Regions from separate parts of the Homo sapiens genome. Here region 2 is linked to region 1. A link is an interaction called in ENCODE POLR2A ChIA-PET data of the cell type or tissue named here. Cell type or tissue: PC-9. All regions are shown on one strand. Each heading gives the region's core, and the rest is flanking DNA. Links, peaks and the distances in the headings are about the cores only. Region 1 has its middle 64 kb from the start of GPC1. Region 2 has its middle 8.9 kb from the start of GPC1.

What was found. Peaks named below come from ENCODE experiments on the same cell type or tissue, not always from the same donor. Only the 100,000 strongest peaks of a DNase experiment are listed, where the experiment ranks them.
Region 2: POLR2A ChIA-PET joins it to region 1 with 13 read pairs; 11 of 35 experiments call an interaction of 5 or more read pairs at or near these places.

Annotation. Positions count from the first base shown.
Region 1 is chr2:240,366,934-240,375,506 of GRCh38, forward strand. No RefSeq gene overlaps it. Among named protein-coding and RNA genes, the nearest start is that of GPC1, 64 kb to the right of the region's middle. RefSeq lists enhancers at 1,629-6,644, 2,697-3,586, 7,095-7,649. In PC-9, for the core only: no CTCF peak of the experiment used is centred there; DNase peaks (open chromatin) are centred at 2,098, 2,918, 3,348 and 7,518; H3K4me3 peaks cover 621 bases; H3K27ac peaks cover 2,286 bases.
Region 2 is chr2:240,422,435-240,431,007 of GRCh38, forward strand. No RefSeq gene overlaps it. Among named protein-coding and RNA genes, the nearest start is that of GPC1, 8.9 kb to the right of the region's middle. RefSeq lists enhancers at 4,476-4,977, 4,978-5,477. In PC-9, for the core only: no CTCF peak of the experiment used is centred there; a DNase peak (open chromatin) is centred at 4,627; H3K4me3 peaks cover 482 bases; H3K27ac peaks cover 2,008 bases.

The sequences.
Region 1 (8,573 bases), core at 337-8,336:
GCACAAATGCACACACGCACATGCACACGTGAATACACACACGTGAACGCACACACGAATATACACATGCACATGCACACAATGTGAATGCACACACGAATACACACATGCACATGCAAATGCACACACACGAATGCACACACGCACATGCACATGCAAATGCACACACACGAAGGCACACGCACATGCACACACGAATACACACATGTGAACGCACACGCGAATGCACACACGCACACATGCAAATGCACACACGCAAATGCACACACATGAAGGCACACAAGCACATGCAAATGCACACACACACGAATGCACATGCACATGCACACATAAATGCACACACAAGCACACTCCCCAGCAGTGGGGATGCTGCTCTCCCTGTGCTGCAAGGAGGGAAAGCGATGGGTGTTTTGCGGGACTGGAAGTGAAGCGTTAATGTTGGCTGGATGTTCAATCACCCAAAAGGCCCAAAAGCCTCAGCCCTGGCCCAGCTGCCATGCAAGGCCAAGAAGAGGGGACTCAGCTGAGCAGGGGTGAAGGGAGGGGTTGGGGGGCACATTTAACCCCAGCCCTAAGTCAGGGCTCCTCCATGAACCCAGAGAGTCCACACAGGAGGATGAAGACACCGTGCGCTGTGCCTCAGACGGGGCCATCTCCCAGGTTTCTCTACCTGGCCCAGGCATCCTTTTGGTCACAGCCCCTGACATCTGCTGTGGGGCACAATCAACCCTCAAGGGGGGCTCAGGGCTTCCCCTCCTGAGAGGGTTGGGGTGATGCAGCCCAGCAGAGAACCCATGGGAGGCTCCCACTGCTTTCCACTGCGGAGCCCCACACCGGCTTGGCTCCTCCCTCTCCACGGGCATCCGGCCTGGGTCCCGCGGACGCCTCTTCTTACGCAGGGAGGGGAGTCCCTTGCTGTTTCTGCAGCCAGAGGATCCTGCTGGGCACGGGTGCTGCACGAGGCTCCTTGCTAGAGTGGAGAGCCACCGCTGTGTCCCCATGCCTCCCTAGAAACATGGGTGTGGCCGCACCTGGAGGCCCAGCTGGAAGGGGCCCAGCTGGGCACAGCCCCTACAAGCTGCTCGGGGGCCTGAGTGGGACTGAGACTGTGTGGACCTCCGGCCACCAACTCCCAGAGCCACCCCTAGGCTGGACCTCAGGGGTTGGCTGTTACGGAGGTGTGATGGTCGAAATCAGGAGTTGTCCAACCTTTTGGCTTCCCTGGGCTTGGACCACATTAGAAGAAGAATTGTCTTGGGCCACACATAAAATACACTAACACTAACGATGGCTGACGAGCTAAAGCAAACAAAAAAAATCACGAAACAACTCATAATGTTTTAAGAAAGTTTATGAATTTGTGTTGGGTCGAATTCAAAACCACCCTGGGCCACATGGGGCCCACGGGCCTCGGGTTGGACAAGCTTGATCTAAATATGTGTGTTCCCCCAAAATGCACATGTTGACCTGTCCCCCAGTGCAGTAATATTCAGAGGTGAGGCCTTTAGGAGGTGATTAGGTTGTGAGAGTGGAGGCCCGTGAATGGGACTGGTGCCCTTAGAAAAGAGGCCGCCCCTTCCACAGAGGGAGCACCCAGCGAGAAGGCACTGTCTATGGAAAGCGGCCCTCACCAGACACAGTCTTCCAGCACCTTCATCTTGGACTTCGCGACTTCCAAACTGTGAGAGATACATTTCTCTTGTTTCTACACCACCAGGTCTATGGTAATTTTGTTATACCAAGACAAACAGCCAAGACAGGCAGAGCCTGGAGGGGTGGGGTGAGCTCAGGGGTGCCCAGGGCAGAGCCTGGGGACAGAGTAAGCTCAGGGGCACCCAGGGCAGAGCCTGGGGGCACGAGAGGACAGGCCTGTTTCCCCTGCAGCGAGCATTCTCTGTCCCCCACTGCATTGCACAACAGGCTGGGCACAGGCAACCCTGGCTGCTCTCTGGCTCCGTGCCTGGCAAGGCCCATCACCTTGTGCCCAGGGTCAGGCCACTCCACGGGCAGAGTCTGAGCTGCTCTCAGCATTGTCTTGGGGCCAACTCCTGGTGTCAGGTGTCTCCCGGACCTAGGCTGGAACGTGGGGCCACTCAGGCGTCTCTGACAGGTAGGATCCAGGCACAGGTGGCTCACGATTGATCGACCGTGTGGGGGTTAAATGTCTCCCTAATAAGCCCTCCCACACCTCCTTTCCAGCAGCTGCTAAATGCCCTCAGGGCACCTCATCTGCACAAATTAAAGTCTCCTGACCCTTGTCTGTGCAACCAAACTTCCTGAAGGCAGCTTCTGTCTCGTGTCTGCTCAGAACACCACAGCGGGTCCCACCGCCGTGATGCTAAGAGTCATCTGACCTGTCCCCACCTGCCCTTCCTGCTTCACCTGCCCCACCCACGCTTGCATCCCCCATTCACCTGGTCCTGAAGCTGGGAACCCACCTCCCTACACTCAGCCCAACAAAGAGCAGCCATCCCCAAGCCCTGAGTGACTATGGCCCCCCCACCCGCCCCCCCACCCACATCTGGTTCTGCAGAGAGCTGCATGCCTCCAGGTCAGGGCTGCCTGCTCCAAGGTCACCGGTACCCAGTCCAAGGTCGGGGGCATCCTATCTAAGGTCGGGGGACCACATGCCTGCAGGTCAGGGCTGCCTGCACCAAGGTCAGGGCTGCCTGTTTGAAGTTGGAACCAGACCTGATTTACCAACACTGTGCCCAGTCAGGGCCTGGACACAGCAGGTTTTAATATCTGTCCAAGGAATGAAGGCAGAAGTAAAGGAAGCCTTCTCCATTCTTTCAGCAGCCTTGGACGTACACTGGGCAGGGCGAGGGACACTGGGCATGCTTTTCTGAGCAGCAAGGACTGGAGTCCCCGACCAACAACCTCAGGGACCAGCCTCAGGGCATGGGAGGACTTGAGGGAGGAGGACCCTGGGAAAACCTTCCAGAGCCCTCTCTGCCAGAGAGAGGTGTGCCTTGCCCAAGATCACTTATCCTGGAGGGACACGAGCTGACACAGACACGGCCCAGGACAACCCTGGCAGCCTCTCGCCTCCTGGACTCCCTGAGTCTCCAGCTTTGCCGTGATGCCAGGGTCCCGGTCCAAGGCCAGCCTCCTCTCAGCCAGGCAGCCCACCCCAGCCCAGCCAGGACCAGCTGTGTCTGGGGGAGGAGGGTGGCCCTGCGGTGGGGGCTGTGGGGAAGGGGCAGATGTATGACAAGAGGGGCATTGTCCACACTCCTGACCAGACTTCCAGGAGCTCCAGGGGCGGGAGCAGCAAGGCAGGCTCTGAGCTGCAGGATCCAAAAATAGCCTGGGGTGCGGCCAGTGGCCAGGGTTGGGCAGCTGACTTCACGCCACAAGCATCCCGGGAAGGCTCAGCTGTCTGTGGCCGCACCTGCTGGGCCTCTACCCGGAATGCTGCCCTCAGCGGGATGGGCCTGTAACGGGCCCCTGGGCCACCCACATGCAGAAAGCCCAGCTCCTCCTGAGGCCCCAGAAGCACCCTCGGGTGCCTGGAGGCTGCTGTGTTTCTCGCCCTGACTTGTCCATGGACCCTGGGACAGCCACGGCCCTCACCAGGCCTGGGCCACTTTGCAAGCTGTGGGGGGTGCTGTCTCCCCATTGAGAGTCCCTGGAGATTTGCCCCACGGGTTGGGGAATGACAGCATGACCCCCACCTACACAAGGCAGAGACCCTTGTTCTCCTGGAGTCAGTGGCCCTGTGGGCCCCAACGCTGGGCTCGGGAGAGATTCGCCACATCCAATTGAAAAATGAAGTGGGTGAGCCAGGCACAGTGGCTCATGCCTATAATCCCAGCACTTTGAGAGGCCGAGGCGGGCAGGTCACTTGTGGTCAGAAGTTTGAGACCAGCCTGGCCAACACGGTGAAACCCCTTCTCTGCCAAAAACACAAAAATCAGCCGGGCGTGGTGGTGTGTGCCTGTAATCCCAGCTACTCAGGAGGCTGAGGCAGGAGAAGAGATTGAACCCGGGAGGCAGAGGTTGCCGAGATCGCACCACTGCACTCCAGCCTGGGCGACAGAGTGAGAGCCTGTCTCAAAAAAAGAAAAATGAAGTGGGTGACAACGTTTCATTTCATTCCTGATGCAATTCACGTTTCCTCCGCAAAGGCTTCAGGGCCACGTGGACCATCCACAGGACCCTGGGTATTCCCTGCAGCCCCCAAGCCCCGCCATGGCTGACAGAGGGTGAGGGGCTTGCCCTGGAAGGGTTGGAGCTGGGGACAAGCATCTTCTGGGACCCGGCATCAGAAACAGCTCTTAAGGGACAGACAGTAAATTCCTGCAGCTCAGCCAAATGCTGTGGGGGACATGACCAGAGGAAGGCGGTTCCACACCAGGGAGGGCCTCTGGGAGGCCATGGCCTTTCCAGGGACGAGAAGCAGGCAAGGAAGCCTTGTGTACCAGGGGAGGTGCTCCCGACAGGCTAGCAGCAGAGGCAAAGGCCCAGGGCAGCAGCGGTCAGCTTGGGGTCCGAGGACAGCTAGGACATTGGTGTGGCTGCCGCTGAGGGAACCAGACAGAGGATGGCCACACGTGGGGACCCTGAATCTTATTCTGATGTCAAGCCGGTCAGGGTGTGAGCAGAGACAGGCGCTCCCTTCCCTTGCTTGGGATCCAGCCTTCCCCTGGAAGGGGCCCTGCAGGCTGCCGAGGGGCAGGGAGGAGGCAGAGGCAGATACAGAGGCTGACGCAGAGGCATAGCACTGCTGGCCTTGAGTGGCGGGTGCCCCGGGGCTCTGGGATCCATCCTGTTGGGGATACAATGAAGCCACAGCAGGCCAATGAGTTGAAGGACAGGAGTCAGGAGAGCAGTGAGGGCGAGGTGGGCTCGGGTGTGGCGGGCCCTGGACAGCTGGCCACTGTTTCTGGGACTTTGGATGGTGGCGTGGAGCCTGGCATTTTGTCCTGATGATGCCCGCCGTGCCTGGGGCTGGCCGAGTCTTCCCCGCTGGCCTGGGCCCCCAAGCTAGGGCTGCCCTCTCTGCCAGTCTGAGCTGAGTTTCTAGGCTGAGTTGGTGGCTGCCTCTCTGGGTCTTCTGAGACTTCACCAGGTAGTCTCTGCAGAAGCTTCTGGAACTTGCTGCAGCCATGACTGCCCCAGAAATAAGAGAGGTGCCCTTCTCTGCCCTTCACCCACCCTTGAACACTGGCCCAGCACCAGCCTGAGAGGGTCCTGGGCAGGGCCAAGCTTGCAGGACCCCAGAGGAGCCCAGAAGTGGTCCTGGTGGGGGTGCTGGGGCGTGGGGGTCCCCTGGGCTGGCCACCAGAGGGTTTCCTCCAGACCGCTGTGTGCCTGGGCTGGGGGAGGGCCTGGGCTGGGAACAAGGAGGATCTGTGCTCTGGGCCTGGGCAGGAGCCAGTTTGGGGCCCTCCTTGGGCCTTTGAAGTCCCAGGCGCACCCACCCTGAGGCCTGGGTAGGGCAGAGGCCTGGTGAAGCCCCACAGAGGTTTCTTGCGGAGGAAATCTCAAGTCCCTGAGAGGGGCAGGTGGGAGAGGGATGTGGGAGGGATGGGAAGAGGGGGCAACGAGAGCAGGCTGTGGTGGGGGGAGGGGCGTGGCAGAGGGGCAGGGCATGGAGGGGGCAGGGCTGTAGACAGGAAAAGGAGCACGGAGGAGGACAGGGCTGTAGTTGAGGGGCAGGGGTGTGGAGGAGGGGAGGTCATGGAGGGCAAGATGTGGAGGGGGGCCAGGCCATGGAGGGAGCAGGGTGTGGAGACGGCAGGACTGTGGTAGGGGTGAAGGGGCATAGAGGAGGGCAGGCCTGTGGTTAGGGGCATGGGTGTGGAGGATGAGCACGGCAAGGAGGGAGCAGGGCTGTGGTGGGGGGAGGGGCATGGGGAAGGACAGGGCACGGAGGGCAGGGCCATGGAGGGTGGGAAGTGGTGGGTGGGCTGTGGAGGTCCCCCCAGGGCCACTCCTGTTGGGGCTGCTGTAAGGAAACCCCATGAACTGCGTGGCTTGTAAACATCAGGAGTTTATTTCTCACAGCCCAGAGGCTGGAGGCCGGAGATCAAGGTGCCAGCCTGGTCGGGGTCTGGGGAGGGCTGTCCTCTGAGTTGTGGATTTCCGACTTCTCATTCCGTCCTTAAAGCGGCAGAAGGAAGGGGAAGGAGCCCTCTGGCCTCTTCTTACAAGGTCACGGGACCCATTCATGACAGCAGCGCCTTTGTGACCGCATCACCGCCCAAAGCCCCACCTCCTAAAACCGTCATATTGGGGTTCGATTTCAACATAAGAATTCGGGAGCTGGGCGTGGTGGCTCACACCTGTCATCCCAGAGCTTTGGGAGGCTGAGGTGGGAGGATCGCTGGAGCCCAGGAGTTTGAGGCTGCAGTGAGCCATGATTATGCCACTGTACTCCAGCCTAGACGACAGAGGGAGACCCTGTCTAAAGAATTTTGGGGCAACACAAACATTCAGTCCATAATACTCCCCATGGACAGGCCACGCTTCTTGCCTCAGCTTGGATCTTCTAGGCCAATGCAGGTCCCAGCCCAGCAGCCTCAGCGGACCGAGTCTCGGGGGCCGGCAGGGGTCTGTACCTGCTTCCCCGGCCCCTTTACCGCCCACCACTCTGCTCAGGTCTCTGGACCTGTGGGCTTTCCAGGCTCCTTAGACCAAAGCCCACCAGCCCGAGCCCAGCATCTGCGCAGGTGCTGTGGGGACCAGGACATGGGTGCTGGGGTGCACGGCCTCTGTGATAATCCGGGACACAGCACTCGGACGGAGCCTGCACTGTTTCTTAAACACACACAAGGTGGCCTGGACACAGATGCTGGAGTGCGCGGCCTCTGTGACAATCCGGGACACAGCACTCAGAGGCTGCACCATTTCTTACACGCACGGGTGGTAGCCCCTTCGATGGACAGTACTCATTCTCAGACTCTGGCTGGGCCCCTGGGGTGCTGGAACCAAGATGAGGAATCAAAAACAAGGGTCTGGGAAGTAGCCCAGGCTGAGGCTCCTAGGAGGGAGGGCGAGAAGTACCCGAGTACTAGGGCTAGCTGGACGTGTTGACCCTGCTTGGCCTCCCCTCCCAAACCCTGGACCTCAGTGAGCCTGGGTACTGGGGCTAGCTGGACGTGCTGACCCTTCCTGGCCTCCCCTCCCAACCCCTGGACCCAGGTGGACTGGGGTACCAGGGCAAGCTGGGCATGCTGACCCTGCCTGGCCTTTCTGGTCTCATTGTGACTCAGGCCTGGGGGTTCCCGAGGCTCCCAGCTTAGAGGCGGACATGGCTGTGAGGCCCTCGCCCTTTCCCACTCAGCAGGGATGAGTTCAGGGATGGCCAGGCCCCAGTGATGTCACCAAGTTGAGCTTCTGAGCTTCTGGTGCCTGTGTGGGAGCTGCAGCCCTCAGGAAGAAGTGTCCTCCCCTCCTCAAGGGACCAGAGAAGGAGGATGGGGAGGAGGCCTGGCCCGAGGTCGTCTGATGCCAGCCTGGGGCCTGGAGCAGCCTGGAGCCAGCATGCGTTCCAAGGGGAATTCCTGGGGAATGATGCAGCCGGCCTCGCTATCACAAGCTGTCATTTGAGGGAGAGCCGCACTCGGAACGCCTCCCAGCCCCAGTGCAGGAATCCATCTGGCAAGTCTGCCCTCGGACACTCACAGGACACTCTTCCAGGATCCCTGGGCCTCGGGGTGGGGCCAGGGTCTCAGGGGAGGAAGTGCCCAGATTCCTGGACGCTGGCCCCGAGGAGGGTCTGGTGGCAGCCACCTCGGTCAGGACGAGGACAGAGCGTCCAGCCCCGTGCCAGCTCAGTGGCCTCAGAATACCACAGCCACGTCCCTCCTGTCCAAGGCCCAGCAGTCCCCGGGACACTCCAAGAGCCATCCACTTTCTAGATTTGGGCTTCCCCTCCTCAGTGACCCCAGCTCCTCCCCAGAGAGCAAACCCTGAAGCAGCTCCTCTGGGGGTCTTTAAGAGGAGAATAGGACTCGTGCTATGCTCGGGGTGGACTGAAATCATGCTCATCACACTAAAGCATACTGCAACATAAAGCCAGGTGTTTGCAAATGAAATGCAAACAGTCACACAGAGCCAGCAAAGCTACCCTTCACCTCACTTGCCGAATGAGGCTGTTCGGCTGAAACTCAGTGTCACCGGGCCCTGAGTCTGCACACTCACGCTCTCAGCTGCTACAGAATGATGACTCGGTTTCCCCACCGCTCTTTGGATTCAAGCTGCTGCAAAGCCCTCCCCAGCCTGGGTGTCGAGAAGTTGCTTGGCCCAGTCGCATGGCACGCCCAGGCAGTGGGGCCCGCAGACAGCGTGGGCACCGTTTACGGATGAATCGACGAGCCCCTCTTCGCCTCCATCCCTACGCGATGCACTTCCCCATTCTCCTGACACCGCATGGGCTGTTTCTGACTTCCAGCTACCAGGAGCAAGGCTGCCATGACCTCCTGTGTGTGTACATCGTGCTGCCGTCACACGTGCCCCGATTTCCGCAGGGTGCCCACGTCCAGGGTAAAGCCGCTGAGTCAGGGAATCTACATCTTCAAGTTGACCAGGCGTTGTTCAGCCAGTTCCCAAAGTCACTTCAGTGA
Region 2 (8,573 bases), core at 416-8,415, 56 kb after region 1:
ACTGCTCACAATAGACAAAGCCTTAAAACAACTAAGAATAAACCCCAAAATATAAAAAGGGCTAGATGATGAAAAACGTGAGACTTTACTGCAAAGCAATTTTTTAAATTGAATAAAGGGAGAATTTGAAATACCTAGAATACCTGGATGTCTGAGAAAATATCAATTCTCCCAGAACTAATCTATGAGCTCCAGACAATTCTCATCCATTATTTATGGATCTTGACGGATGAATCCAATGTTCATCTGGGGGAGACACTGGAAAGAATAGCAAGAAATTTTGAATAAGAAGAAATGTACATCCTACAAAACTACATTATTCAAAACAGTGTGGCCTTAGCCCAGCAATATGCAAAAAAGATCCAGGGTGAGTCTAGAAACAGGCCAGTGTATGCTGGAATGAGTATTTACTGGCATTTCACATAAGTGAACAGGGGAAGGAGGAAATATTTGCAACACAGATTCCAGGCAAAGAGCCTAATCTTTAATCCATAAAGACCTCCTCAAAAATCAATACCAAAAAAAAACAACAAAGGTGAAAAATGGCAATGGACTTGAATAGACAGGCCATAAGAAAACCTGACAGTGGCTGGTAAATGCATGAAAAAATGTTCAGTTTCCCAGGGAGCAGGGAGTACAAACGGAAACACTCCCGGATCTCACCCCTCGAGCCTCAGGTCAGCAACATCGAGAGGTGTGATGACCCCTGCTTTGACAAGGGCATGAGTCACCAGGGACTGTGCCTGACTTTGTCTTTTTGAAGGACATTAGGCCACCTCTTTAAAATACTGAAATGTGCACCCTGTAACTCAGCAGATGTGTTTCTCATCATCTGTTCTATAGAAGCCACCGCTGCCATTTTAATATCACTTTGTTTGAAATAAAAACACTCTTGAGCTGAGGCATGGTAAAACAGAGGCTGCAGCCCTTTTCTGGAATAGTGACAATGGGTTGGAACAGAGGTGTGGGCGGAGCTTTAGGCCCTGATGTGGAGAGGCCACCAAGGCTCGCTCAGGGTTCAGTTAGAAAAACAATGCCGCACACAATGGGCATCAGATGCTTGAACAGGGCCATTTACGAACCAGAGAAAGTTCTAGAAAGATGCGCCCACAGTGGCTCACCCTGATCACTCTGGGTGAGGGTGTGAATGGGAACCCTCTTTTTTCTTTTTCATATATTTCAGAATGTGATGTGTTCTATTTTAACCACTACTAGAGATTTTTCAAGCTTTTCAAAAGCTTCCAGTTCTGGTTGTTGGTCCCAAAAACTGGATCCTGTGGGACAACACGGTCTTCAGCTGATCTAGCCCTGCCTCCAACCAGCGACAGTCCCTGGCACCTGCGTCTCTGCTGCTAACCCTCCTGATGAGTGCGCCAGGAGTATTCCGACCAGTGACAGTCCCTGGTGCCGGCATCTCTGCCACTAACCCTCCTGATGGGTGCACCAGGCATATGGCCTCCGACCAGTGATAGTCCCTGGCACCGGTGTCTCTGCCACTAACCTTCCTGATGGATGCACCAGGCGTACGGCCCTCGGGCCTCTCGCGTTCAGCCCAAGCTCATTGAGTGGAAATCCCCGGGTTACCAGCCCTCCCACTACCCTGTACCCAATGCCACTCCGGGTGCCACGCGCCAGAGTCAATTTCCGCCCAACACCACGACTGTGTGTGGCTCTGGCATTTCCAACCACTAGGAGGGCAGGAGGGCTGGCCAGCAGGCGAGGTCTCTGTGTGTGATTTTGAAATGCCTTTTCCCACAATGGCAATTAAAGTGCAATGCCTAATTCTGGACAGCTTCAGAACGAGCTTTAGAAATGGATGAGCTTTAGAAATGGTCACGTAGCAAGAAAATCTCCTTCCAGAAAACCTGCAGGCATGGAGGGAGACTGAGGTGGGGCTAGGGCTGGGGCTGAGGGCTGGGTCTTCCTGAGGCACTGTGGGGGCAGAAAGCAGGAGGCTGGCTGGTGACTGACGCTGCAGAGGAAGACAGAAAGCTTGCACTTTCTCCACGATTGTGTTGAGCAACATTCTAAACACAGTCCTGAGGCTCTCAGTGAATACAGGAGTCTTCACGTTGGGGACAGAATCTCGGAGGGCAGGCCTGTTGGTCTGGACCAGGGGCATGGGGGAAATGTCCAGGCCCTTGGGGCCACACAAGTGCAGTGCCCGGCTCCGCCAGATTCACACTTTTCCAAACACCCCTGCTCCTTCTTAGCTTGAGGGTTAATGGCAATGCCACCTCACGTGGTCATTCATTCATTCAACAAGCATTGGTCACTCCTACAACAACCACTCACCACCCAGCCGTGAAGACCCGAGTCTCAGCGGGCACTGCCCCACCAGGCACATTCTGGTGCTTCGGATACAGCAGAACCAACAGCTGCCCTTGCCCTGGTGATGCAGTTACCTTCCAGGGAGAGGAAGCCAGCTCATCCATGAAGAGATGATTTCTTAGGGCAGCTGGTGCTGGTGAGGACACCAGGCGGGAAGCCCAGCCAGCAGTCACTCTGTGAAGCGGCTTAGCGGACTCTGCCTAGCCTGGTGCCCAGCACCTCTGACCCCGCAAAAACACGCACCCATGTGCCCCTGGTGGCAGAGACAAACACAGCTACAGCAGCGCTCTTGAAACCACACGATTGTCCAGCCACGGTGGCCTGGGCATGGAGACCACAGGCGCTCACAACGGAAGGCCACCTGAGGACGAGAAGTGGGCAGCAACGCAGGTGGTGCTCAGGATCGAGAGACCGAGGTCAGCGCCAGGGAGAGTGCCAGGCCCGGCGGCCCAGTCCATGGGTCAGGGTCGAAGGCAGGGCACCTGTCCTGTGGCAGGGGAGCTTTGGGCAGGGGGACTTCAGGGTGCAGGACAATGTGGAGAGGACGTGAGGGGTCCCTGGGGCAGGGCATGCTCTGTTTCTCAATCTGGGTGCACTTTAAGAGATGCAAATTCATCAAGCCCTACCGTCAGGCTTGCACACTGATCTGCGGTATACCACACAGCGTGGTGACTCACACCTGTGATCCCAGCACTTTGAGAGACCAAGGCAGGAGAATTACTGGAGGCTAGGAGTTCAAGAGCAGCCTGGGCAAATAACGAGACCCTGTCTCTACAAAAAAAAAAAAAAAAAAAAAAAAAAAAATTAGCCAGATGCGGTGGTGTGCACCTGTAATTCCAGCTATTCAGGAGGCTGAGGCAGGAGGATTGCTTGAGCACTGGAATTCAAGGATGCAGTGAGCTATGATCGTGCCACTGCACTCCAGCCTGGGCAACAGAGCAAGTTCTTGTCTCTAAACAACAACAACAAAAATGGTTAAAATATCACGGGCAACACCTTGGAAACCAATTCATGCACAAGGATTGAAGATGCTTCCAGTTCACTCAGACCTCTGTAAACTGTGGCAGTTCCACCTGTCCAGAGTCAGCCCAGTGTTCCTGCTGGGTGGGAGGGAGCCAGGGCTTGCCTGCTGGAGACCTGGCGCCTCCCCTTCCAGGTAAGGGCTCTGTCTTCAGGGTCTGCCCACCTTTTCCAAGGCATGAGATGATGGGAGGGGAGGATGTCGCTGGAGAACGTAGTGATAAACAGGGAGGTGACAGGGCAGGGACGATCACAAGCTGTTGTGAACTTGTGTGAATTGTTAATACTTAACCTCCCTGAGCCAGGTGCTTTTCTATAAGCTGGATGCAAACAGACCCACCTCTCAGGGAGACTGTGCACATCTGAGACAGTCTTCAACTGCGTTCCCCCAAGAAGCAGATGCTGAGACAAGGTTCGTTTACTGGATGGTCCCAGGAAACAGCAGCAGGGGCGTGAGGAAGAGATGAGGAGGGAAGTAGCAGGATGGGTGATCGGTGCAGCTCACTGTGACCTGGCTCAGCCACAAGAAACCTCAGGAGACAGCGTAGAGCAATGGTCAAATAAAAACGACCGTGGCCACTGGTTCAGAGAAGCTCCTGCCCCAAACCCAACACCCAGACCAAACCAGAATGGAGTCACTCATGCTTCATGTCACATCATCAAACTGAACTTAGAAAGGGCCCCTTTTCCCAAAATGAAGAGATTCACCGCAGCCAATCAGTCTACCTGAGTCAGGAGACTCAGGAAGTCCCTCCGTGTTAGTCTGACAAGGAAAGTGACCCCACAATGCCCAATCACTTGCTGTCCTCTTATTTCTGTTTCTTCAGCCTTTTCTGCCTGTAAAGCCCACCTCTTCCACTCAGCTTATGGGAACACCCTTCCTAACTCTCCAAATGCGATGCTGCCTGATTCGTGAGTCACCAGGGATAGCCAATTAGATCTTGCGCGAGTCGGCTCTTCCATTGCTATGAAGAAACACCTGAGGCTGGGTCGTTTATAAAGAAAAGAGGTTTAATCAGCTCAGGCTGTAGAGGAAGCACAATACCATCATCTGCTTCTGGTGAGGGCTCAGGAAGCTTCCACTCATGGTGGAAGGCAAAGGGGGAGCAGGTGCGTCAACGGCAAGAGCAGGAGGAAGAGAGAGAAGGGAGAGGCCCTAGGCTCTCTTAAACAACCAGCTTTCTCGTGTGAACTAACTCAGCGACAGCTCACTCATCGCCAAGGGGATGACGTCAAGCCATTCACTAGGGTCCCACCCCTGTGACCAAACACCTCCCACAGGGCCTCACCTCCACCACTGGGGATCACATTTCAACAGGAGATTTAGAGAGAAGAAACTTTCAAACCATATCAGATCTTAACTAAATGTGTTGAAAGTTTGTTTTGTAACAGCACACACATGCCTGGGTTTCCAGCTGTGTAGCAGGAACTGGTGCCTGTCCACCAGCTAAGGGATACGTCTAAGTCATTTTCTTTCTGCCACTTCCAGGTTACTCTGCCAGGGGACCCAGGGAAACCCAGCAGGCAGCGGTCACTGGCGACCTTGAGTGTGGAGAAGGGAGCGAGGAGGAGCCTGGGTGGACACCTGCAGCACCTGCTTCAGAGGCGAAGTGGGTACAGGTACTCACTGCACTCGCCTCCCTGCACTGGGTGGGTCCTCATGGGTGGGCTGCCATGGTTCTGTTGCAGGCACATGTGATGTGTGGTGGCAGTGGGAGGTGGCCAGGTGGCTGGATTGAGAAATGCAGCTCCCAGCCACCTGGCCACTCCAGCCTCATGATGCTGAGGTTAAGACAGGGTCGCTCACTGGGGGACGGCGCCTTGCCTCTTTCTCTGCACCTCCAGCAGCCTGAACTATGCCCACTTGGGAAGGACGAGATCGTCGGACGCTGGGAGAGGCTCCCTCCATGTCAGGCCTGCTCTCGGGCTCCACGTGGATAATCAGCTCCACACCTCATCCCTCATGGCAATTCTGCTTGGCTTTGGTTTCTACTGAGGTAAAATTCATGTAACATAAAATTAACCACTTTAAAGTGTCCAATTCCGCAGCACTTCATCTGCTCACAGTGCTGTGCAGCCTCACCTCTGTCTAGTTCCGAAACATCTCATCTCCCCACAAGGAAACCACTAAGCAGGCTCTCCCCATCTCTCCGTGCCTCCAGCCCCCACAACCACGCACCTGCTGTCTGCTGCTGTGGGTTCAGGGGAATGTGAAATGCTGGTTATTTCACAGAAATGGAGTCACATAGCCTGTGACCTTTGATGTCCAGCTTTTTTTACTTACCGTGATCTTTCCAAGGCCCCTGCACACTGCAGCAGGAATCGGTGCCTGATTCCTTTTTATGGCTGGAGAACATTCCCTTGCATGGATAGGTCAGTTTTGTCTGCTCATTGGGTGGATATTTGGGATGTTTCCATATTTTGACTACTGTGAATGGTGCTGCTGTGAACATCCATGCAAAAATTTTTGTTTGAATACTTGTTTTCAATTATTTTGTCCATACCCCTAGCTGTATGTTAATTCTGTTTTACTTTCTGAGGAACCACCAAACTGTTTTTACAGTGGCTAAGCCATTTCATGTTTCCACCAGCAATATACAAGGTTTGTCATTTTCCCACATCGTCGCCGACACTTATTTTCCGATTTTTGGTGCTAGCTATCTCGAGTGTGGTGTGTGACATCCTGTTGCTCTGATTTACATGTCCCTGATGACTAGTGATACTGAGCATCTTTTCATGAGATTATTAGTCATTTGCATATCATCTTTGGGAAGGTGTCTATTCAAATTCTTTGCTATTTTTAAAACTGACTTTTTGCTGTTGTGTTGAAGAGTTTTTTTTTTTTCTTCTGGAAACTAGACATTCATGAGATATATGATGTGCAAAAAAATCCTACCATTCTGTGGTTTGTCTTTTCACTGTTTTGATAGTACCCTTTGAAACACAAAGGGTACTATCAAATTTTCATAAAGTCCAATTCTTCTGTTTTTTTCTTTTATTGCCTGTGTTTTTTGTTTCATATCCAAGAATCTCTTGCCAAATCCAATGTCATGAGATTTCCCCAATATTTTCTTCTAAGAGTTTTTGCTCACTGGGGGTTTTGGTCCATTTTGGGTTCCCTGTTGTGTATGGTGTGAGGTAGGGTCTAGCTTCATTTGTCCCTGTACCACTTGTTGAAGAGACTACTCTTTGTCTCATTGAATAATCTTGGCATCCTTGTCCCAAAAAATTGACCACAGGTGTGTGGGTTTGTGTCTGAACTCTTCTATTCCATTTGTCCACATGTCCGCCTTCATGCCAATATCAAACTGTTTTGATTACTGTAGCTTTGTACTGTAGTAAGTTTTGAAACTGGGAAACTGAGTCCTCCAACTCTGTTTTTGTTTTTTAAGACTATGTGGCTATTCAGGGAATATCCTTGTTTCATGCCCATTTTTCCTCCGAGAAAATGAAGAGAGAAGAAGACTGAGTGACCTAAGGGGGTGGCTCAGCTGGTCAGCACCAGCAATGACAGAGGGAGTGACGGGGCTCAGGGGCCAGAAAAGGAGCAGGATGTCCATAGGGCAGAGGTCCTGTGGCTGTGCCTGGCCCTGACCCAAATCTACTGTCCTCACCTGGCTGACAACCCTGCCCTCACAGGCTGCAATCACTCTGCTCATGTGACACTTACTCAGGAAGCCCTGCACCTGCCTGAGAGTCACCTCGCCTCCCTAAAATGAGGCCCAGAGGCCAGGTGTCTAAGCCTCCCTTGGCCGCCCTCCCTGGGCCGCAGCCCCAGGTCTGGGGAGCACTTTGGCCTGAGGCCCTCTGGAAGGGCAGGGCTTCCCTCTGTCACCTTCTCAGGATGCCTTTGCCAGACTTTCGTTGAAGGTAGGGGACCAAGGCCAGGTGGGCTGGTCAACGCCACCTTTAGGGAGGGGCCTCGCCACCACTAGTGCCTGCCCACTCCCCAGCACGGGTGGGCCAGCCAGAGCTGACCCGATGTGGCTGAGCTTGGCTGTAGGTGTGACCCATGGGCCAGGCCATGGTTGCAGGGTGTGGTCAGGGCCTCTCCTCCTCCCTGGTCCTCAGCCGTTGTCTACGGCTTCAGCCTCTCCTCCTCCCAAGTCCTCGGCTGTGTCTTGTTCCAGCCCCCCTCCTCCTTCCCTCCCTGGACACTCCCACTGTGTCCAGGAGGGCCCTGCAGCTGCCTTCACCTCTGGTTGTGCCGGTGGCTGCAGGGCAAATAAAACCAACCCTTCCCCCATCCCCCTCCCCAGGGACCAGGCAGCCTGTCCCTGTCCCCAGAAGAGGCCTTGCACCACCCCTTCCCTCCCACAGGCCTCAGGGGCTCCCTTGCCCTTCAGCCGTCCAACGCTCAGGACACCTGTCCCCTGCCACCTAGCGGGGCATTACTATTGCACAGAGAAACAGACACTCGGATGCGGCAGTTTCGCCTCCTCAGGAAAATAGGATTCCCAGAGAGGACCAGCAGGCCAGGGAGGCTACAGTCCTCCCTCAGCTGCACCATGCAGGTGCCTCTCTCGCCTGTGACTCAGCCTCACCTGCCAAGGTTGCAAGACCCTGCTCGGTGGGCCCTGGCAAGGCCTCCCCCTTAGGAGACGGCTCTTCCACTGAGCCCCTGGATTCCCTCCCACCCAGCGCAGGCCGGCGGCACACAGGGCAGGCCACTGTGAGCACTCTGGCTGCTCTAGGCCCTGACACAGTACAGGCCTGTGTCCTCCGCAGCCAGGTGTGCAGGCCCCCAACCCCCCCCACCCCCAGCCCATGGCTTGCCAGCCAGGGCCATGGAAGCCACAGCCACCTCCCCACATGCAGGCTGGTGGCTCCTGCCCAGGAGGACAGATGCCTGCTGTCTTGTTCTCTGGTCTTCCAGAGAAAAGGTTGGCTGAAGAGGGTGCCCCGGCCATGTTCCTGTCACCAACTGGACAACTCCCCTCAAAGGGCCTTGAGCATCCCAGGACACCCTCCCCAGGAGCAGGGAAGGTTGGGAGTGTGGCGTGGACAGTGCCACCCTTCCAGGCCAGCATGGTCCAGAGGCAAACCCTTACCTGCAGAGCAGCTCAGAGGATGCCTCCAGTTGGCCTCACCCTGGAAACGGCTCTTTGCTTTGGGGACCAAGCAAGCTCTTCAGACAAGCCTGCAGAAGGGCAGTGGGAGGCGGGACAGGGCCACAGTCCGACCCCCTCAGACCTTAGGAGCCTCATCTACAGGGAAATGAA